Regions from separate parts of the Homo sapiens genome. Here all the other regions are linked to region 2. The links are chromatin loops, found by intact Hi-C in ENCODE. Cell type or tissue: IMR-90. All regions are shown on one strand.

Region 1 (8,000 bases), 660 kb before region 2:
TGGCTAAAGCCCCTAACAAGTAAGGGTTAAACACTTACTTAAGAAGCATTAAATTAACACTAGTATTATTTCCCTTCTTTTTAAAAAAATAGTTTTTTACTAGATTGTGTAGACTATGTATAAATAAATATATGTGTATACAAACATCCACGCAAACATACATGTAGGTAACTTTCTGTATGTAGTTTAATTTAGAGCTTTTTGTATCATTACTTAATGGCTTTCTAAAGTATTTTCAAATCCCTTGAATCTCAGAAGAGTAAAGAAGATAATAGGTGGTGTGTTCACAGCAAGTATATTAAATTAAAACAAATTATTATTTTTAAGTCAAAAACAGTTGTCAGCATTTTTGCACAGTTCAACCTAGTTGCTCACATTATAATTAGGGAAGGTTATAGAGAAAGAAGCTGTATTGGTTTCGAAGGATGGATAAGATCAAGATACACAACAGTTGAAAGGAAATACAGGTCAAAAGTATTCTTTGTTCACAGCAGAAACATTTGAAATAAAATAAGCCAATTGCCGTTTGCTTGGTATTTCCCAAGAAAGAGGCAAAAATACACCCTCATTGCTCATCGAGTATATTCAAACTTTATAACAGGAAATGACCTGATACTTATCAGTAACTGCTTTAATTACTTTTATTCATTCTGGTTCACTTGTGAGCAACTCTCAGGATACTTGATAGGACAGTATAAAGTCAACGAATTATTGTTCTTCACAAATAATCTTTTTATTCTCTGGACAGTCATTTTACAAAGGAAGACCCATATGAGTACAGTGCTTAATTCCAATCAAGTTGTCCACTTTAATTTGGGAGGTGTAAGGTGTGCTCAAGCACTGATGTAGGGTTATTCACCATGCCTCTTATGTCTCCAGTAGAATTATATGGTGCATAATTTAAATCCCATGATGCAAATGACAACAAGCCTTATATCCAGGTCTGATGTTTAAAGCTAATGAGGAAGTCTACTATACAAGGGAGAATTTCCATGCTAAGAATATGTTGTGACAGAGTACATGTAACATAGACTTTGGACTAGAATCTTTCAGAGTGAAAACTGCTCTCTTGTATATTAACTTGGACATTTAACCCCTTGCCTTGGTTTCCTCATCTATAAAATACACGTATACAGATATTTGATATAAAGCTGAATGAGTTTATTGGAACCCCCAATTAAGATAATATTCATAAATATTCTTTATAAGTGGTAAAGCACATTGACATATAAGCTTCATTTGGTAAATGTCATGCATGTCCGAGTGAAGAGACCACCAAACAGGCTTTGTGTGAGCAACAAGGCTGTTTATTTCACCTAGGTGCAGGTGGGCGGAGTCCGAAAAGAGAGTCAGCAAAGGGTGGTGGGATTATCATTAGTTCTTATAAGTTTTGGGATAGGCGGTGGAAGTAGGAGCAATGTTTTGCAGGCAGGGGGTGGGTTTCACCAAGTACATTCTCAAGGGTGGGGAGAATTACAAAGAACCTTCTTAAGAGTGGGGGAGATTACAAAGAACATTCTTAAGGGTGGGGGAGATTACAAAGTACATTGATCAGTTAGGGTGGGGCAGAAACAAATCACAATTGTGGAATGTCATCAGTTAACGCTATTTTCACTTCTTTTGTGGATCTTCAGTTGCTTCAGGCCATCTGGATGTATAGGTGCATGTCACAGGGGATATGATGGCTTAGCTTGGGCTCAGAGGCATGACAGTAAACAGATATTAAGTAGTTACTAGGTACCAGGCAGTATGTCTAAACCTGAAGACACAAGAGTAAATCATGATCCCTTGGCAAGCCATCATGGCTCAGGCATGTAATGTGGCACTTGGGAAGGCTGAGGCGGGTGAATCGCTTGAACTCAGGAGTTAGAGACCAGCTTGGGCAACATGGTAAAACCCTGTCTCTACAGAAAATACAAAAAGTAGCTGGGGCATGGTGGCTCATGCCTGTACTCCTAACTACTTGTGGGCTGAGGTGAGAGGATGGCTTCAGCCTGGGAGGCAGAGGTTGCAGTGAGCAGAGATCACACCACTGCACTCCAGCCTGGGTGACAGAGTGAGACCCTGTCTCAAAAAAAAAAAAAAAAAAAAAAAAAAAAAAAATCATGATACCTGCACTCAGAATTCTTAGTCTAGAATAGAATTCAGTAAAAGGTAATTTCAATTTAATATGGGAAGGTCTATTTTAAGAATTAACATTTTGTTACACAACTAGTGAAGGGTAGAGCTGGGAAATAACTTCTAATTCATTTAACTTTAGAGCCCTTGTTTCAACCACTGCACTAATTTGCAGTAATAGTGATGCTGCTAGCATGCTAGGAAAGCATCAGATGTAAAAACTCACCCGTAAAAACTCACCCAGTCTTGCCGTTAAAGAGGTTATAGAACATATTTGCTGGAAAACATAAAAATGAGTTTCTCATCTAAAGAAAAGAGAGAAATAATTGCAAACAGAGAAAAGAGAGCTAAGAAAAGCAAAGAAAGCTAGAAAAAGGAAGATGTACTCTGAAAACATCAGTAAGGTTTCTGATGCTAGAGGGTTAGTTGCCAGTTGCTACTATAACAGATTACCTCACATGTAGTGTCTTAAAACAACACTATCACAACACTTAAAACTTATTATCACACAGTTCTGTAGATCAAAATCTGGATGTAGCATAGATTAAAAGGGTGCACAGTTCAGAATTTTACAATGCCAAAACCAAGGAATCAGTAGTCTGCAATCCTTTCTGGAAGCTCTGGGGATAAATCTGCTTCTAACCTCATATAGGCTATTAGTCAAATTCAGTTCCCTGCTGTTGGAAGGTTCCTGTTTCCTACCTGGTTGTCAGCCAGGGAGCCAGTCTTTGCCTCTAGAGGATGCACACATTCTTTCTCATGCTTTTCATTTGACTCACAGTCTCCAGCCCTTCTTAGCAATGGTGGATCAAGCCACCTTCCTGTCTGCCCAGGGCAAAGAGCTAGTGCACCCCCAGCCTCGCTTCACACCGCCCCCCCCCGCCCCAGGAGAGATTTCAGCACATCTCACCCGAGCTCTCCCTAGCACCCCTGTCAGGACAGGTGCTTCCACTCTTCACTGGGGTATCCAAGGGTGTGCCAGCTCTTACTCACAAGTGCCATCTACTGGAAAGAAGATTGAACTGCAGAACCAAATTTAAAAACCTGCCAACAGAAGGGAATAGAACTCGGAAACAAGATAATCAGTCTTCCTGAGACCTCTGTACTCCCAGCGCCACAGAAGATAGCGCGCCTGAGCATATGTCCACTACATTACTACTATAATCGGCATCTGAGAAAGCCACCACTCAACAGAAAAGCTATCTATAACCAAGGAAGTATATACAGTGCTTTTGCCTGCTGAAAGCACCCAGAACCAAAGCTAAATGATCATATACAACATAGGTTACAGTCACCTTCAAGGAGGAAAATAAAAAACTACCATCCAAATGAGAGTAAATTGGCTGGGTGTGGTGGCTTACATGTGTAATCCTAGCACTCTGGGAGGCTGAGGAGGACAAATTGCTTTAGCCCAGGAGTTGAAGACCAGACTGGGCAACAGGACAAAACCCTGTCTCTACAAAAAATACAAAAATTAGATGATGGTGGTGGCACATGCCTGTGGTCCCAGCTACTTGGGAGGGTGAGGTGGGAGGGTCACTTGGGCCCAAGAGGTCGAGGCTGTGGTGAGCCACGGTCATGCCACGATCGTGCTACTGCACTCCAGCCTGCGTGACAGAGCAAGACCCTGTCTCAAACATAAAATAAAAGAAAAACAAATGGGAGTAAATTGAAAAATAAGAAGTAACAGCTTCTTCAGATGAGAAGGAATCAATACAAAAAAACAAAAACAAAACAGATTTCCACACCCCTAAAAAGCACACTAGCTCTCTAGCAATGTACCCTAACCAAAAGGAAAATTCTGAAATGACAGATAAATAATTCAAAATATGGATTATAAGAAAGCTCAATGAGATCCAAGAGAAAACTGAAAACACAAAATTGAAAATACAAGCCATGCAAAGAAAACCCAAAAGAAAGCAGGTATACTTATATCAGATAAAACAGATTGTAAGTCAATTAAAAATTACAGTAAAAAATGACAAAGATTATTACATAATGATGAAGAAATCAATTCAAGAAGTTGTGACAATTCTAGATGTGTATGCACTCAACACCAGAGCACTCAGATTCATAAAACAAATACTAATAGACCTAAGAAAAGATGTATAAGACGATACAGTAATTGTGGGATATTTCAATACTGCACTGACAGCACTAGACAGATCACTGAGGCAGAAAATTAACAAAAGAACCCCAGATTTAAGTTGTATTCCAGAATAAATAGACCTAACAGACATTCACAGAACATCCTGCCCTGCAACTACAGAATACACGTTTTTCTCATCTGTACATGAAACATTCTTAAAATTTTCCCATATATTAGGCCACAAGGCAAGTCTCAATAAATTTTTAAAAAGTCAAAATTATATCAGGCATGTTCTCAGGACACAACGGAATAAAAAAAAATCAATACTAAGATTAACTCTCAAAACTATATAAATACACAGAAATTAAATAACTTACCCTGAATAATCTTTAAATAAACAGTGAAATCAAGGTAGAAATTAAAAATTGTTAAAATAAATGAAAATAAACACATGGCATACCAAAATCTCTGGGAAACAGCAAAGGCAGTGCTAAGAGGAAGATATATTTTAAAAACATAGAAAAATCTCAAATTAACCTTACTTTGCACTTTAAGGAACTAGAAAAAGAAAAACAAACAAAACCCAAAGCTAGCAGAAGAAAAATTATAACAAAGATCAAAGCTGAACTAAATGAAACTGGGACCAAAAACAATACTAAGAATCAATAAAATAAAAAGATGGTTTTTTGAAAAGATAAAAATGACAGACTACTAGCTAGATTAACCAAGAAAAAAAAGAGATTCAAATAAGCACAAGCAGAAAGAATAAGAGTGACATTATGACTAATACCACAGAAATACAAAAGATTATTATATACCACTACGAGCATATTTACCTACACGAACTAGGAAACCTAGAAGAATGGATAAATTCTTGAAAACATACAACCTCCCAAAATTTAACAAGGAAGAAGTAGAAATCTTGAACAGACCAATAGCAAGTAATGAAACTGAATCAGTAATAAAACATTTCCTGACACTAAAAATCCCAGGACCAAATGGACTTATAGCTGAATGCTTCCAGACATGCAAAGAACTATATCATTATCACTGAAACTTTTCCAAAAAAGATCAAGGAGGAAGGAATCCTCTCTAGCTCATTCTAAGAAGGAGTATTACTCTGATTCCAAAGCCAGGTAAGGATACAACAACAAAAAGAAGAAAACTACAGGACAGTATTTTTGATGAACAGAGATGCAAAAACCCTCAACAAAATACTAGCAAACTGAATGCAGCATCACATCACAAAGATAATGCACTATGATTAAGTGGGTTTTATTCCTGGGGTGCAGGGATGTTTCAACACATGAGAATCAATAAATGTGATTCACCAGGTAAACAGAATTAAAAGTAAAAACATTATAATCATCTCAATAGATGTGGAAAAAGCATTTGATAACATACAACATTCCTTCCTAATAAAAACCCTCAATAAACAACCATCCAAAGATCATAACTCAAAATAAGAAAAGCCATATATGACAAACCCTTAGCCAACATCATTTTCAGTGAGGAATAGTTTAAAGCAGCAACTCCCAACCTTTTTGGAACTGGGGACAGATTTCATGAAAGACAATTTTTCTACCGACTGTGCAGAGAGTGGGGAATGGTTTTGGGATAAAACTGTTCCAGCTCAGATCATCAGGCAGTAGTTAGATTCTCATAAGGAGTGCACAAACTAGATCCCTCTCATGTGCAATTTACAACAGGATTCACGCTCCTATGAGAATCTAATGCCAATACTGATCTGACAAGAGGCTGAGCTCAGGAGGTAATGCTTGCTTGCCCACTGCTCATCTCCTGCTGTGTGGCTGGGTTCCTAATCGGCCATGGACCACTACTGTTTGGCAGCCAGGTGTTTGGGACCGCTAAGTGCCAAAGGATTAAAGGATTCCCCGTAAGTCCTGGAACAAAACAAAGATGACCATTTTTATTACCCCTACTCAATTTAGAACTGGAAGTCCTAAATAGAGCAATAAGGCAAGAAAAATAAATAAAAAGCTTCCACATTGGAAAAGAGGAAGTCAAATTATCTGTTTGCCGATAATATGATGCAATACCTAGAAAACACTAAATACTCCTACAAAAAGATGCCTAGACTTGATGTAAAGTTTCAGCGTACAAAATCAAGGTACAAGAAATCAGTAACATTTCTGTGTACCAATAACAATCTAGCTGAGAACCAAACCCAGAATTCAATATCATTTATAATGTCTATAAAAAATGAAATACCTAAGAGTACTTTTAACCAAGGAAGTAAAATACCTCTGCCAGGAGAAATAGAAGACACTAATGAAAGGAATTGTAAGTGACACAAATGGAAAAACGTCTGATGCTCATGGATTGGAAGAATTGATATAATTAAAATGACCATACTGCCCAAAGCAATCTACAGATTCAATGAAATGTGTAACAAATTACCAATGTCATTTTTCAAAGAATTAGAAAATCCAATTCTGAAATTCATATGGAATCAAAAAAGAGCCTGAATAGCCAATGCAATTACAAGCAAAAAGTACAAAGCTAGAGACATCATGTTACCTGACTTCAAATTATACTACAGAACTATAGTAGCCAAAACTGCATGATATTGTTATAAGAATAGATACATAAATCAAAGAAGTAGAATAGATAACCCAGAAATAAAGCCACATACCCACAACCAACTGATATTTGACAAAGTGACTGAAAAGATACAATGGGGACAGAACACCCTGTTCAATAAATGGTGTTGGAAAAAAAATGTATAGCCATATGCAAAAGAATAAAACTGGACCCACATCTCTCACCATACATAAAAATTAAATCAAAATGAATTAAAAACTTAAATGTAAGACCTGAAACTATACAAATCCTAAAGAAAAACCTAGGAGAAATTTTTCTGGATATTGGCCTAGGCAGAGAATTTATGACCAAGTCCTCAAAATCACATGCAACAAAAACAAAAATGGACAAATTAGACTTAATTAAGTTAAAGAGCTTCTGCACAGCAAAAGAAACAATCATCAGAGTAAACAGACAACCTACAGAATGGGAAAATATATATGTAAACTATGCATTTGACCAAGGGCTAATATCCAGAATCTACAAGGAATTCAAACAACCCAAGAAAAAAAAGCAAATATCCCCATTAAAAAATAGACAAAAGACATGAACAGACATTTTTCAAAAGGAGATATACAAGCAGCCAGCAAACATAAATAATGCCCATCATTAGTAATCACCAGATAAATGCAAATTAAAACCACCATCATACACCAGTCAGAATGGCTATTATTAAAAAGTCAAAAAATGACAGATGTTGGCTAGGATGTGGAGAAAAGGAAATGCTTATACATTGTTGATAAGAAGGTAAATTTGTATAACCTTTATGAAAAACAGTATGAAGATTTCTCAAAGAACTGAAAATAGAACTACCATTTGACCCAGCAATCCCACTACTAGGTATATACCAAAATGGAAAGAAACCATTATACCAAAAATATATCTACTCTTGTTTATCACAGTGCTTTTCACAGTAATAGAGCCATAGCATCAGCATAAGTGTCCATCAACAGATGATTGCATAAAGAACATGTGGTATATCTGTAAACTACAGAATACTACCCAGCCATAAAAATAATGGAATCATGTCTTTTGCAGCAACATGGATGGAACTGAAGGCCATTGAGGCCATTATCCTAAGTGAAATAACTCAGAAACACGTGTTCTCATTTACAAGTGGGAACTAAACAACAGGTACACGTAGACATACAGAGTGGAATAATAAACACTGGAGATTCCAAAAGGTGGG
Region 2 (8,000 bases):
AATATCTTTCCAAAACCCCTTTTTGTTCAAGCAGTTCAAGTTTGGCTTCTGTCACTTGCAACCAAAAGTAGTCCAAATTTACACACCCATTTCAACTTCAATGTGATGAAAGTAAAAAAGTTAGAAACAAATTATGAATTGAACAAATTATGGTAAATCCAAACATTGTAATGTTTTGTAGCCATTAATAATTATGGCAGATATTTAACTTATTACCTGGAAAAAATTTTGATATATTTATCCATGAAAAAAGCAGGCTGCAAAGCATTTCCTAGTCTATAAGTCACCTTTAATATACACATATATATGTTAGGATTTCTCAGATGACACTGTCAGAAACTATAGTCAAACATGATTAGGGCCAAAAAAAGGAAATTTTTGGCTCATATAATGTATAATTAGGATTTGAGGATAATGGGATTGAAGGGGATAAGTTTTGTTGGTCAGGAAAACATAGATATGGATTGAGGTAGTTTCCAAATGAAAAAGGGATCCTGTTTTTATCCAAAGAATGGTAGGAAGGGCTACTAAACTAGAAAAACAATTACTTCAAATTGAATAGATTAGATAGATAGATAGATAGATAGATAGATAGATAGATAGATAGACAGATAGATAGATGGATGATAGGTAGACAGACATGGAAAGAAAAATATAATAGATGTGTGACCATGTTAACAGATATTTTATCTGGATGGTCATGTTATGAGCGATTATTTTTTCCTACCTGGAGCTTCTCTGTTTATGAGATATACTCTGACTCTCAGTCTCTTTTCCACTCTTTGATTTGGAGAGTTTGGAAAGCTACAATCTAAACTCCCCCTAATATTCTTGAAGCTAACATTCTGGATGCAAATTATCTATTTCCAGTACTTGAGAGAAATTGAGAAAATTGAGAAAGTCTGCAAGGCAGAATGAAGAAAAGACGATAGCATGTTCCTGCAACTCTTGGCTCTTGCTGCTGGCATTTTAGAAATGTGAGACTTTCCTGTAGCTGCATTCCAGATCTGTGCACCATTTTTCCGGGTATGAAACTGCAGAATGACATCCTACTCTGGCTTCCTAAAATCAGTCACTGTGAGAGGCAGCTGTGGCAGCAGTACTAGCAGCTGCTTCAGGGATAGTAGTAGCTCCTCTGTGGATCAGCTTGGTATTCTTTTGGACATCAGTCCAGAAAGTCTGGAACAGAACCTGTTCTTTCAGCCCTTCCAACAATAAGCAATAATAGTTGCTAAGTTGTAAGGAACTAATATCTTGTATTAAATTCCTTTCTACTTAAAATACTTGCACCAATTTCTGTTTCCTGCATTCAACATTACTGATTTGCCTATATTTTACTATATTGTGATTGTACATATATATATATATATCTTGTGTAATAAAACATACTTAAAAAGTCATTTTATTCCTCTCCAACACAAATTCCTTATTTAAATTAAACTGGTCGTAATGTATGCATTTATATTGTCTATGTCTCCCTCCTATCTACTCAGACTTAACTGGGAGAAACCACAGCACATAGTGCAGTAGCAGAGAATTCTGACTGTCCCCACCATGTGCACTGTGCTCAAAAAAGCAACAGCAGTTTGCGCAGGAAAACTGTTGGGTCCAATATGGCAGGACAAAAAGTTAGTGAAGTGGAGATATGAAGAATCTTCTAAACCCATGAAAAATCAGGGGTAGAAAGAAGTTTTGCAGAAGTCTAGAATTTCTCTTTGGGATGGTAAGAGCAAGAGCAAGAATGATTTAAAATTGTACATTTATATCATCTAATCTTTATGTATGCTTTCATTATCATTTTTTGCCCACAAGAACTCTGAATTTTGATAGTGTCCATTGGACTTTAAAATCATCTACCTCTTTGCTTGGCTGTGATTAATTTCCTCTTCTTTACTCCTATAGAAGAAAGTTGACATTAGATTGTATTATTTTGTGTCTTTATTAGTTTTTTTTAAGGAAATGCATATGGGAATTGACTCATATTAGACTCTATCAAATGTGTCAGAAGGGAGTTTCCAATCCTCATCCCTGTAGACATCAAGTAAAGAATTCTATTGCTCAGAGAAAACCAGTGACACCAGTTTGGATAAAGACTTTCTGACATTTTTTGATGCATTTGCATCACCTTACTTTCTTTTTAAAATGGAAACACACTGTACATACTGTTTACTACTCAATACTTTCTCTCAGCAATATATCATGAAAATATTTCCATGTCAATATACAGTTGAATCTATCTTTTTTTTAATGGCTGCACTGTGGCCCACTTTATGTATGTAGCTTATTTAACATGTATTCTGTTGATCAACTTAGCAATCATTTCCTGATTTGGGCTCTTAAAAACAGTGAGGCAATCTATAGCTTTGTTTACATGTGAATTAACTTGATTTGAAAAAACTCTTCAAGTGCAGGTTTCATCTGCCACCTAGCAAACAATGTTAAGAACTGGCCAGGTACAGTGGTTCACACCTGTAATCCTAGCAATTTGGGAGGCCAAGGCAGGACTGCTTGAGCCCAGGAGTTGGAGGGTGCAGTGAGCCACACAATTATACCACTACACTTCAGCCTGTGCAACAGTGAGACCATGTCTCAAAAAAGAACTATGTAGTTTATACAGTATGAAGCCTGAGAATGAATTTATGTTTTTATTATAGTTATAAAATCTGGGTTGAGGTGTAAAAGTCAGGAGCTATTAGTATATTGAGTGTAAACTTCTTCACCCTTTCTCCTGCAGCAGACCAAAAATAGATTCATGAAACAAAGAGGTTATTAGCCACTGTGGTATATGGATACACTTGAGAAGATTTATATATTTGAAATAGAGAATTTAGTCCACCACCAAAAGCAAATTAAACATGTTTTATTGTTCTAAAATACAAATGTATTATCAAAAATATATCAGTGTTATCAGTGATTCAGTAAAAGTTACAGCAGCAAAAAAAAAAATAAAGTAGATAATTTCAGTTAACTGAGAAAATAACTCATCTGAAAAAAAGAATCTATTTTATTTCAAGTGTATCCCAAGAAAAGGCTGGCAATGTGAGCTAAAGCTGAAATTAGTGTTATAGATGGTGTTAGGAAATCATATTTCCTTTAAAGTCCTAAACTCAATAAAACTTAATTCCAAGAACTCTAAGGAGGAACCTCCATGCACTCAGCATTGGCTTCATAATGCATTCAGCATGGCAAATACAGAGACAATCTTCTTAACAAAGCATACCTCCATAGAATCTCAAAGCTCAAAGGGAGTTTGAAGTTCATCTAATTGTTCTACCAGACTACTAGTTTATACAAATGAAACAGTAACTTATGTTTGAATATCTCTAGTTACAGGCAACACTACCTACCATAGAAATTTGTTCTATTTTTAGATACTCAGGTTTTTTGGTTTGTTTTTAGTTTTTTTTTTTTAATTCTTCCTGTAAGCTTTTGCTCTTAGAGCAGCCTTGCAGATACCAAAGTTATCATCTGCATCCTGAACATTCTCTTAAGGGGGAATAGCTTGCCATTGAAAAATATTCTGAATTCTTTAATTTAATTTTATTTTCCAGAGGCCTCTGATTTTTTATTTGTTCATTCATTCTGTCATGATATGATATGGTACACTCACTCACTGCAAATACAGCAGTGAGAAAGGTGATGAACATGCTTCTGTCCTCATGAACTTACACTAGGGGTAGGTAGGGCCAGATTTAGATGGAGGGAGCGTAGTGTGATAAAGTTTGTATAGAAAGAAAACGCTATAGAAAATGATTGGAAAGAATAGTATGAGACAGACCTGAAGAGGTGCCTTTTGGGCACGTTGAGGTTTGACTGCTTAGAGAAGTAAAAAGTTATTGAAGGTTTTTATAAAAATAGGAATGAAATGATCAAATTTGCATTTATAAAACATTGCTCTTGATCTCATGAAAGAAAACAGATTAGAGGGGGCAAGAGGAAGGTAAGTCAACTTCTAGTAGGCTATTGGATTGCCCCACTAGCTGAAGGTAGGAGATAGAAGGAAGTAATGTGGTATGTGAGAAATTGATTCATTTCACAGACATTTAATAGGCAAGTATTTAGAATTCAATGATCTGGCAACAATTTTTAGAAAATAGAGTTTCTGCTAATATGAAAGCTTAAAGTTATGAAGCTGTTTAATTTTTACTTCCTATTGTTTAAAGTGATTAAAGACTTAAACATTGGCAACAGAATAAACAAATACATTAAAATTGAACAGTATTTTAGAAAAATTCATGAAGTATTATAGAAGAAAGATTTCAAACCCTTTTTTTCCTGATTTGAACATGTCAGAAAGTGTGTCTGCAGTTTCCCAGATCTCCTAATTCAGTGTTTCATCTTCCTAAGAAAATCACAGTGGAGAAATAGAAAAGAGCAGAGGATTTATGGTATATGATAAGTACATACTTTATAAAAATGTATAATCTTCAAACATATAGAGAAACAGTACAATAACAATATTTAAATATGCTCTCTTTTTTGCAAAGACTATGAATAATAAAAATTAGAATATAAAAGTATTTCTTGCTTTCATGAGCTGGACCAGAATTCTTTAATTGTAAAAATAATACACTTAAAGTTGAAATTTGAAGGTATGGAAGGTAGAGGATTCAGACAATGCTCTTCACAATACTCAGATTATAAATCCTGTGATTCAGTAAAATTGAAGTTGTCTATTTCAAATGCAGACACTGATTTTAAAGACTGGTCACCTAGCTCCACCTTCTGGCTAAACAATAACTTTTGTTTCCTTACCCACTCCTGGCATAGTTTCATGAAGGTTAAATATTATGATGTTGGCGCCACCTGCTGGAATGTTTTTCTAAAAACAAACATACCCTAGAGATGGGAAATTAGATGGCTATACCGCAGAAATATGACTTCTAATTTCTCTGGAAAAAAAATATATATAATATTTGAAAAATAGCTAGATTATGCTAAAGAATTATTATGAATTATATTTATTCTTATGAAAAAAGTTATATATCCCTTTAGCAACTCACTTTCTATTTCCTCTTTTGCTGTCCCAATGCAAACCTTAGCCACAAAAGAAACTATCCCGAAATAGTTTAAGAGGAAAATTAATATTTGAGCACACTGAAATAGATTATTCCTTAAATTGTATAATTGTAAGAAGTAGATAGTATTAGTCCCCCATTTACTCACTAGAAAATTGAGATTTATTCAGTTTAGCTGCATCTAAATTATCTTATACCAAAATAAAATACAGTAAAATTTGAATTAAGGTATTTTTACACTGAATTTTTTGGTTTTTCTGCTCTACCTGTTTTCATTGCTAATTAAGGGGGGTTGAGAAAATGTGGATTGTAATTAAATATGATTTTTTAAGCGTCTGAAAAGATTTGCTAATCTCTGTTAATAGTAGGTCTTTGTCAGAAGTAAACAACTACTCTTAGCCAAGATCAATTTATTTCCTTTATTAGTTTTCCACAGGCTTCATGCCACACTTTCTGTTTGTCACCTGGGGTTTTTTTCTGCCTAGCTATCTCTAAAACCAATCATGATATTCAATATTCAAATCACCCTTATTGACATTTGGACAGAAAGGTACAAAAGAAGGAATAATAACTTGTTAATTATTCTAAGATCTTGATTAGATTCTACATAAACATTAGACATGCTAAAATTTCCATCAACTTAAAAATAGATGTTTCATTAATTCACTAATACTAATCTTATTTGATCTAAACTTTTTAAAGGATTTCCTTTTTGTGTTTTCATTGTTATATTATAGCTGTGCATAATTTGGAGTTACCTGTGATATTTTGATATAGTTATACGATGTGTAATTATCAAGTCAGGGTAACTGGGATATCTATCACATCAAACATTTATCTTTGTGTTGGCAACATCACAATTCTTCTCTTCTAACTATTTTGAATTATACAATAAATAATTGTTAAGTGTAATTTATTTACAGTACTATTGAATACTGGAACTTAATATGAGCCTTTTAAATGCATTTTCAATAATATTTTAGCTACTAATAAATGCCAGTCAGGATGCTCCATTGCAGCTGGCAAGGAGGACTCTCTTTAGGTTAAGTTGTGAAGAAGGATGGCAGCCTAGCAGAATGAAGGTGGATATGAGAAGCCTCCCTCATCTGCAGAGAAAACTATTAGTAGTAGGACAAAATAAGGCCAGCATACAGAGGGAATAAAGCTAATACTAAGATGAATAGTTATTATTTGAACAAAATTTCCTTCTGTTTTTAACCCATTATCAAAACAAAATAATAGTCTTTCCAGTTTGTTGCTTTCATAAGTGTTTCTGCTCTTGCAACTAAGGGAGTGCTAACATAGCTCTGCAAAATTACTTACTGATTAATATAGTACTAATACCTATAGTACTTATTGACTAATACAGTACTCCAAAAATATTTATTGAATTAATATATGTTGAATGGAATGACCTTATTCTCCTAAGTTCTCTGAGCTTTATTTCTTTACTCAATTATAAAAGTTAAGGTAATCGTACACACATTACCTTTTCTCAAATTTAATATGGTTTATAAATGTGCTATACAAATATCAAAGATCACGACATTTAACCTGCCATATTGTTCAACAAATGAATCCATGCACCCAGAAAGTGTTCCTTAAATATGTTATATGTTCAATAAAGGTAAACGTGTTTGCCAGAGTAATCTGTTTCCATGTGTCCGTTCTAACACGCAAAACCAGGTAGGGAGAGTTTTCCAAGGATTTTATAATTTCATACAGAACTGTAACTCACTGTTATGACAAAGCAAGTTAAGTTAAAGTATCAGTATAATGATTGCTAACATCCATATTTGTCATATAATAGGTGCTTGAAAGAAAATCCTTTGTATGAAATAATATTCCACTTACATTTTTTCTCTTTGTAAGAAAAAGGAAGTCATTCTGTCAATATAAGAGGAAATAATTTCTCACACAAGTTTTTCAGTTCTTGCTATCTGAAAAATATCTTATTTAGGATGCTAATCCAACTGTTAGTGTTCCTGTGATTGTATAAGTATCAGAAGAGCAATTTGTATTTATTTCTGTGATATTAAGTATGTAATGCAGTTTTCAAAGATGACTTAATTAAATACCTAGAATAAGACAAAATCAAATGTCTTTAAAAATGTCTTCAGTAAAAATAAGCATATCTTAATAAGGTTACTTTTTTTCTTAATAAATATTTATGTATGTTCTTTGGATAAATTTCCAATCTTCCATTCTATATCATCTATTTTCACTTTTGTCCTCAAAATAGCAACTTACTGTAGAAAATTATACAACAATCAAAACTAGAGAATACATAAAGGAAGAGATTTGTTATCTCTGTGAACTTGAATACAATTATTTGCTATTATACACAACGACAGTTTTAGTACACTCACCCTGTTATCATCCCAGCTTTCCCTTGATTTGAGATTTTAAGAATTATAAGTACTGCAAGAGGAGCTCTCTTCATTACTAAAACTTAGCTGAAAATTAATTTTTGTTCTAAAAATACATTGCATTGTGGTTTTTTTCTAATAAGTATAATCTAATTAGCTAAATAAACTGAAGACCGCAAAATAAGAAGTGGCTTCAAATGAGTCCCTTTATTCTCCTGTAAACTCATACACATACAGTATAAACCTAGAGGAAAATGGAGAGTAACAGGAAGCTATGACTTGCCATACAGACTCTAAGTCTTGAGTACTACTGATCCTAACATCAAGGTACTTTCAATATACAATTTCTAAAAATGCATGCTATCTAATAAAGATGCATCCAATAATGATCCTTTTAGCCACACCTTATCTAGATTAAAAGTTAAGTACTCAACAATTATAAAGTGCGACTATTAATCACTCATTTCACCTTTGCTCTGATGGTTGTCCAAAAATTAGTATTAGGTACTAAAATTCAGGATTATTTTTCTCAGTAGGGAGTTAATTGTCACTCCAGCTAAATAATCACCAGTATTTCCTCTTTAGATTTATATCATTTCCAGGAGCAAATATG
Region 3 (8,000 bases), 1.6 Mb before region 2:
AATGGGGCTTAAAGTCCCATCCATGGCCAGTGATGGAGTACAGTACTTAATTGTTTCTGACTAGGGTCTCTGCATCAGCACTCTGAGAGTGTCTTCTAACTTTTAATCGCCTTCTGTGCTCTTTAATTAGACCTGTTCACAAGACAGTCAAAAGAAAACGCCTATCACTAAGCTTATCCAAGACGTTGAAACATGCCATTTCAGGAGTCCAGGAACTTTTGTACAAGTCTTAGCATCTTCCAGGATTAATCTGTTTTCTCTGGTTTCCTCTTCCTTAAATCAGGCACACTTGGGGGAAGGGAGAAGCTCTATGGTTATTAAGACAACTCCAATGTAAAGACACTGCCTGGTGGCAATTCCCTCCTTGCCTATTTCCGTTCTTTATTTTGTTCTTTTACCGCGTGTTACCTTTTGGCTACTAATAGGACCGGAGGGTAAAATGTCTTTTCTCTCCTTCGGAAGAGAAAGCTTTTGATCCCTCACTGAGAGCAATCCTAAGACTTTCTCCAGGGGGCTGGGATAACTAGGAAAGGGCTCTGCTCTCTCAGAAGGATTTCAGAGCCCAAACCATACAGCGTCCCTCTTGCTTAGGCGGGAGATGCAAACAGCTGAAGTGCCTTGGCCCCCACTGGTGACCCACAGTAGGACCAACCTCGCCCCGGCAGCGCCCCTGGCCTCAGGTCACTCACGCTCCTGGACTCACCTGGTGCTGAGGACCAGCGCAGGCAGGAGAGGCAGCAGGTAGTGCGCTGGGCTGAATTTCATGCTGCTGCCTGCCGGGGTCCTCCTTCCCTCGCTGCCTTCTCTCTCTCTCTTCGGGATCCTGTCGCTCCTTGGTGCCCGGCTCTGTCCCCAGCCAGTGATGAGCGCTCTTCCGAGGCGGAAAGGCGGAGACGGGCACACGAACGGACGCCTGGGGAAGGCAGGCGCTGGGAGCGAGGAGTATCTTCAGGAGTGATGTCACCGGCGAGGCGAGCCCTGCCGGGGATTGTTCGGCGCCGCCGCTCCGGAGCCCGGAGGGCGCGCCGTCACTCGCGCTGGAGGCGGCGCGGGGAGAGGGAGGGGGCGCCTCGCGATCGCCCCGTGCGCTTCGGTCACCGGGCTGCGCTCTGGTCAGTCGGGTGAGCACTGGCCAGGGGCGGATCATTTATTCCCGCTGCTCCCCAGGATGGCGCGGGGCGGGGCACGGAGAGTAGAAACCTAATCTGCCGATAATTGAACTTGCGTACTCGGCAGGAGATGAGACCCAATTCACTGGGAGAGACTTCCAGACGCGTAGGGTCCTAGGCAGGTGTCTCTCGCCGCTTAAACCGTGTTTGGAAGAACGTCGCTCTGGAGAGAGTGTTTAGAAGATTGTTCTAATTAGAACTGCATAATGATTTGCCTGAAACAGATGGAAGGAAGCGGGAGTAAGCAGCGTCCAGAAATGCAACCTCAGCCCGTCATGGCATTGCAATCTTCTTAACCCGTGAATGTTGACTGCAAAGAACCAAAGAACGTTTCGGGACCGTTAAGACATCTGCTGCTCTGGGTTTTGAAGATTTCTGATCTTCCTCTGATTTCAGTCGTCTGTACCAGCACCTGCCAATGGGGTTGGACCTGGTGGCTCAAGTTCACACACCTGAAGGAGTCCTTTTCCTCAGGTGAAACTCATCAAGGAGACCTAGCGGACAAAAACCATTAAAATGTTAACAGTAATCAGCTCGGAATGATGGTACTGGAAGGTAGAGGTTTTGTAGGTCATTTGGTTTTCTATATTTTCAAATGTTCTATCATAAGCATCCAATATTTAATAGGCTCTATTTAGAAATTTTAATTAGAAAAATTAAATAGCACAATTATAATCCAAAACACCATTTTGCAAAAGCAATTCTGAGAAACAGAACTACTATCTCTGCTACTGAGATATTCAATTCTAGGATATTTATAAGATGATATTGCATGTGTGTGTGTGTGTGTGTGTGTGTGTGTGTGTGTGTGAGTGAGAGTGAGAGAGAGAGAGAGAGAGAGAATGAGAATTCCATCTGGATATTATCCTGGTTATATAACTGTGTATAAGGCACTTCTTCATACAGTATTTAATTTAATCTTCACAAGAGCCATCCTAGTGAAATAGACGTTAATATCACTATTATAGATATGAGCAGACTGAATATCATCAAAATCTGACTATGCATATTAAAAAAAAGAACTGGTTCTACTAAGTCCTAAGAAAAATTCCACTGTTGCCTCAAACATCACAACTAGCACTCCTAGCCCAGTGTTTGACACAAAGTTGTGTTCAGTAAAGGGTGAGGTGCACCAAAGTCCCGAAAGATAATGGACAGCTGTGTCCAGGAATTCCTATCTAGAGGTTTCAGTTCATGTTCCAATTATTTCGGGGGCAAGCTCTTTACAGAAAAATTTAGATGATACATCCTCTTCAATCTCATTTTCGAAGACATTTGTAGGAAAAATGCATTTGCTGTAAAGCTTTATTTTAAAGAGGATGCAAATCTAAAAGGTTAACCATCTAATTTACTATTTTTTTTAAATGGGATTGAAGGTTAAGACATGTATGTAAAACAGATTTGCTTCAAAATCTTGAGCTGCTGAACTAGATGAGTAATAAGTTTTGAAAAGTGAATATTAGCCCCTTGGGCAATAATAATAAGATCCACAACATTATCGATCTTGTATATGCCTAATAAGTAGGCATATACAAATAAACTAACATGTGAATTGCATATCATTTAAGAGAAAAAAACGACACCACACTTTTCTAAAACAGAACTCTGATTCCAAGTAAAATAAAAACTCTGGTTTGCTCCTGCCAGGGTTTTCTAACATAGATTCCCTGCTCACTTTGAAGGAGATTACTTGAGTTGTATACTCAACAAAGACATAAGGCTACTTGGCAATTTTTTTAATGTGTGCACCAGGAAATAACACTCATATTTGTAGAATACATTTTTTATATAACAACTTTGCATCCATTATCTTACGTCCTAATCATAGAAACCAAATGTGGTAGTTATTTCTAGTATTTTTCTCTTTTCCAGTTAAGGTGACAGTTTCAGAGTAGTTAAGTAACTTGCTCAAGGTCACTCAGAGACTTATATAGTGGCGATGGCATTCAAATTCAGTCTGCATTACTTCAAAATGTATGCTTATTTGAGAGAAAAACATTATACACATGTAAGAAAAAACTTTCCCCAACCTAAGTTTTTTTTACTTTCAACTAGACATATAACATAAAACAACAACCAAATTATCTAATATCAATGAATAAAAAAGTCAGAATGAACTTTCTTTACACTGTATCTATATTGGATATCTATAAAGAACCACAAAGTTTGTTGGCCTTTGTGCATTTACTGCAAGCCAAAAAGAAAAAAAAAAAAATCTCTCCAAAAGACATCTAACTTGGAAGGGCATGAGAGCAACATAGTAGGGGAGTACATCTTGAAAGGTATAAGTAAGATTCTGGAAACTCCCACAGATGTAGAGAATTGAAGTATTATTTTGAATTCAAGTACAGATGTGTCTCTCAGCAGAAGTCTTTTCTTCTAGGAAAATTACAAAACCAGGAATCTCCATCACCCATGACATTCTGTCCACATTGTCACATAAAAACCTAAATTCAGAATAAATTTTGTGGCTTTGGAGAATTGGTAGATGAATTTTAAAGATACATTAGTACAGATAGCAATTCACTTATCTTAAACTACTTATCCTATGCTGAGTCCTAACACTGGAGTCAGCAAGCATTGTTTGTGGTAACTGTACCCAAGTCTGAAAAAGAACATCAAGAAAACCCAAGCAGTTGTGCTGAGTCTCTATAAAGTGCTAGGATTAGGAGATATAGAAGCTGTTTTAAAAACAGCTTTATTGAGATTTAATTCAGGTACTAAGAACTTCACCATTTTAAAGTGTGTAATTTAGTGCTTTTATACACATCCATAAGATTATGAAATCATCATCGTTATATAATTCCAGAACATTTTCATCATGCCCAGAAGAAATCCTGTACCTACGAGTAATCACTCACTGGTCCCCACTTTATCCCTTCTCCTGAACCCCCACAGACACCAATCTAATTTCTCTCTTTATGGATTGACCCAAATCTTGACATTTCATATAAATTAAATCATACTGTATCTGGTTTCATATAACTACTCTCTTTCACATTCATGTTTTAAAGTTCATCTGTATTATAGCATATATCGTTACTTAATTTCTTTTTATTGCTGAATAATATTCCATTGTAAGGGTATACCACATTTTGTTTATCCATCCATCAGTTAATGGATATTATGGTTGTTTTCATACTTTCGCTATTATGAAAAACTCTGCTATGATCATTCACATAAAAGTTTCTGTGTGAACATCTGTTTTCAGTTCTCTTGGATATATACCTAGAAGTGGAATTCCTGGATCATATGGTAACTCTACATTTAACATTTTGAGAAACTGCCAAACTCTTGTTCAAGATAGCTGCACCATTTTACATTTTCATTAGTAATATATGAAGGTATCGATTTCTTTACAACCTTAAACTTGTTAGTTGCAATTATTTATCTATCCTTTTATTATTATAGCCATCTTAGCTGATGTGAAGTCTTATCTCATTTTTATAGGCATTTATCTGATAATCACTATCAACATATTTTCATGTGCGTACTAGCTATTCATACACATTTTTGAAGATACATTTATTAAATTATTTTTTCAATTAATTTTTGAGTTTTATTTTTGCCTAGTAAGAGTTCTGTCTATATAATGGGTACAAATCCCCCTTAGATATGTGATTTGCAAATGTTTCCTAATCCATGGATTTTCTTTTCACTTTCCTGTTGGTGTCATTTGCACCACAAATATTTTTAATTTTGATAAAGTTCAATTCACCTACTTTGAATGTTATGATTATACTCCTGAGGTTGTATCTAAGACAGCTTTGCCTCACACTAGGTTATGAATATGTATGCCTTTGTTTTCTTCTAAGATTTTTATTGTTTTAGATCTTAAAGATAGGTCTGTGAATCCAACTTTTGTGTATTTGTGAAGGAGGGGCTCAGCTCCATTGTTTGCATGTGGGTATCAAGTTCTCCTAGCAATATTTGTTAGAAAGGTTATGTTTCCACAATTTAATGCCCCTCTTATTTCATTCTTCACACAGTAATACATTTTTTCTTATTTCTGTTCTGTTTTCTGCCCTCATATTCTAAACTCTCATGTCCCCTAGTGTTTCATCCTTGATCCTCCTCTTTTAAAATTCTATATTTTCTTCCCAAGTTGAACTTATTATTTTTTATGGTTTTTACAATCTTCACTATGGTATGGATCTTAAAATTTACCCCAGCCTAGACTTCCTCGCTGAGACTTTACCTGGGTTCTATATGAATACCTCAAAGTCAAATTCAATCACATTGAACACTTACTCATTCTTCCTCTGTCTGACCCTTCTTCGGTATATCTCCTTATACTTCCATCAACTCAGTCACCCAAGTTTAAACCTGAGAGTTGTCTATTGCTTTTACCTCCACCTTCTCCCACATATAGTCAATCACCAAGCCCTAGAGATTTCACTTCCTAAGTATTTATTTATAACAATTGTCCCACCTCTATATGACACCTGTCATCTGGGCTTTAATTAGAGGTAACCATCTCTTGATTCGGAGTGTACTTTTTACTTTAAGATGGATTTTCCTCAAAACTATTCCCCTTGTATAATCTATCTAAACTGCAAATATCGTTATAATCTTAAATCTCCTAGAAAATTACTCTCAAATAAGAAAACCAATACATGCCTCCTTTTTTTCTCTGTTTAACTTTCATGTTGCACTGTAAATACATTAATGGAAGTTTCCCTTAATGAGACTTTATAATTTTTCATGTTATTCCTTCTTTATGAAGTATTGTCTTAGTGTACTCAGATATTTACTTTAATCATTTAAGACTCATCAAGGACATCACTTCTTTCTAGAATGATTTATTGAGTCCATCTGCCACCGCAAACTTGGTGAGATCTTTCTTTTCTGAATTTCATGACCTGTGGTAGATTGCCTTGAGTTGCACTGATAATATTATATTGTAAATAAATTTTTATGTTTTCCACCACACTATAAATATTTCTTACTTTTCTTTGCACTAAAGATAGTAAGGGTAGTATATAAAATTATACTCTTATTTATATATTTCCTAGGATAATTATTAATTTTATTCATATACCTGTAGATCTGGGCATTAAAGAATAAGAACAGAAAAAATGACAATTTACATGGTTTATTAAAAATTTGTTTCCTTTTTTCATATTCACTGTTTGCTCATTGCTAGTTTAAACTATTTACAAGGAAGTTTCTTCTCATAAGGCCAATTATTCATTATTTAAAAGCCAGCTGCCTCCTAAAAGAAAAAAAAGAAATATAGGCTAATACTAGTAACTGTGCTTCATACAAAAATAGAAAAAGTTAAACACAATATCTTCCAGTTTTTTAATTTTTTATTTTTTATTAATACATAATAGCTGTACATATTTATGGGATAAATGTGGTATTTTGATATAAGCATGTAATGTGTAATAATCAAATCAGGATGATTAGGATATCCATCACCTCAAACATTTATCATTTCTTTGTGTTGGGGAGATTCCAGATCTTCTCTTCCAGCTATTTTGAAACATGAAATAAATTATTGTTAACTATAGTTTCTCTATTGTACTGTTGAATACTTTAACTTATCCCTTCCATTTAACTGTATTTTTACATACGTTAATCAACCCTTTTTCCATCCATATCTTCCCAAAGAAGGGATGTCTGCAACTCCATTTTACTGCTGCACTGTTCACAATAGCCAAGATATGGAATCAAACTAAAGGTCAATCAAAAGATGAATGCATAAAATAAATGTGATACACACACATTCAGCAATAAAAATGAATACAATCTTTTCATTTTCTGTAACATAGATGAAACTGGAGAACACTATGTTAAGTAAAATAAGCCAGGCACAGAAGGACAAATATAACATGTGCTAACTCATACATGAAATCTAAAAATGTGATCTCATGGAGGTAGCTAATAACAGGGCAATCACTAAGTGTTTTGAGCTCAGCCATCTCCATTGAATGACTTTGACCCATTAAATTCCCTACCACCTTCTTTGTAAGTAATGCTGCTGGTTTACACAACGGTTAGAAGTTTATGTAAGAGCTCTGGAACGGGAATTTTTTAGGAAGAAATATAGGCTAAAGGATCTCTTTTTTTAAATACATATTGCTGGGGAAAGAGTTCCATGTTCTTTCTTTGCTAACATCACCATGTGTCAGGTATTCTTGGACTGGGTCTATTCACTTGGAAAAAGAAAGAGACGAACATAGTAATATCTGTATGGATTTGCCGTATTCTTGACATTTCATATAAATTGTCCTTTTTGTCCAGAGGCAGGGAGATACATCGTAAATCTGCTGTCACAGAACAATCATACTGGGAATCCACCAGGGTATTGAAATTTCAGTGAATCCTTTTATGCCTGTGTTTTCCAGCCTTTCTTTTTCCCTTTTTAGTATTTTCATATTTTCCAGTATATTTACAAAGGAATCTGACCTGTCCAACTGATTCTTTCACTGGATCAGTTAAATTCCACCTAACTTCTAAAATTAATAACATCTCTTTATTTTCTGGGATTAAGTGTAGGCTTCCCTTTGCCACATATGTTTGTCTGTATCTCAGTGAATCTCTTGGCACAAAAATTTAGGACCCAATTTAGTCCTTCTTCTATAATTATTTATCATTATAGGACCACAACTAAACCAAAATTTTTAGTGCATAGCTTCTTCTTGCTCACTATACCTGACATTATACATACGATTTTCAAAGACCACCTCTTATCCACCATTATATTCAGCTCCAAATATAATTAATAATACAATTTCTGTTTCTGAGCATGAATAAAAACAGTTAGTACCAGATCTGCCTCTTTCTATAAACAAAAATTTTGAAAAAAAATGGTGACTGTTTTAA

Evidence for each region. Hi-C counts contacts between places; a loop is a spot of excess contacts. Peaks named below come from ENCODE experiments on the same cell type or tissue, not always from the same donor. Only the 100,000 strongest peaks of a DNase experiment are listed, where the experiment ranks them.
Region 1: a loop joins it to region 2, with 5 times the contacts of the local background. A loop is called at or near these places in 6 of 110 quality-filtered maps.
Region 3: a loop joins it to region 2, with 2.6 times the contacts of the local background. A loop is called at or near these places in 4 of 110 quality-filtered maps.

Annotation. Positions count from the first base shown.
Region 1 is chr11:23,535,360-23,543,359 of GRCh38, reverse strand. No RefSeq gene overlaps it. Among named protein-coding and RNA genes, the nearest start is that of MIR8054, 120 kb to the right of the region's middle. In IMR-90, a CTCF peak has its summit at 3,125 (motif pointing left); no DNase peak of the experiment used is centred here; H3K27ac peaks cover 809 bases.
Region 2 is chr11:22,872,842-22,880,841 of GRCh38, reverse strand. The region is part of intron 3 of LINC02718 (long intergenic non-protein coding RNA 2718); the gene reads right to left. Among named protein-coding and RNA genes, the nearest start is that of CCDC179, 16 kb to the right of the region's middle. RefSeq lists a silencer at 945-1,239. In IMR-90, a CTCF peak has its summit at 4,753 (motif pointing left); a DNase peak (open chromatin) is centred at 4,751; H3K27ac peaks cover 346 bases.
Region 3 is chr11:24,490,009-24,498,008 of GRCh38, reverse strand. LUZP2 (leucine zipper protein 2) reads right to left here and starts at 956. Exons shown (of 12, transcript NM_001009909.4): 1 at 704-956. The coding sequence starts at 765. In IMR-90, no CTCF peak of the experiment used is centred here; no DNase peak of the experiment used is centred here; H3K4me3 peaks cover 1,424 bases; H3K27ac peaks cover 295 bases.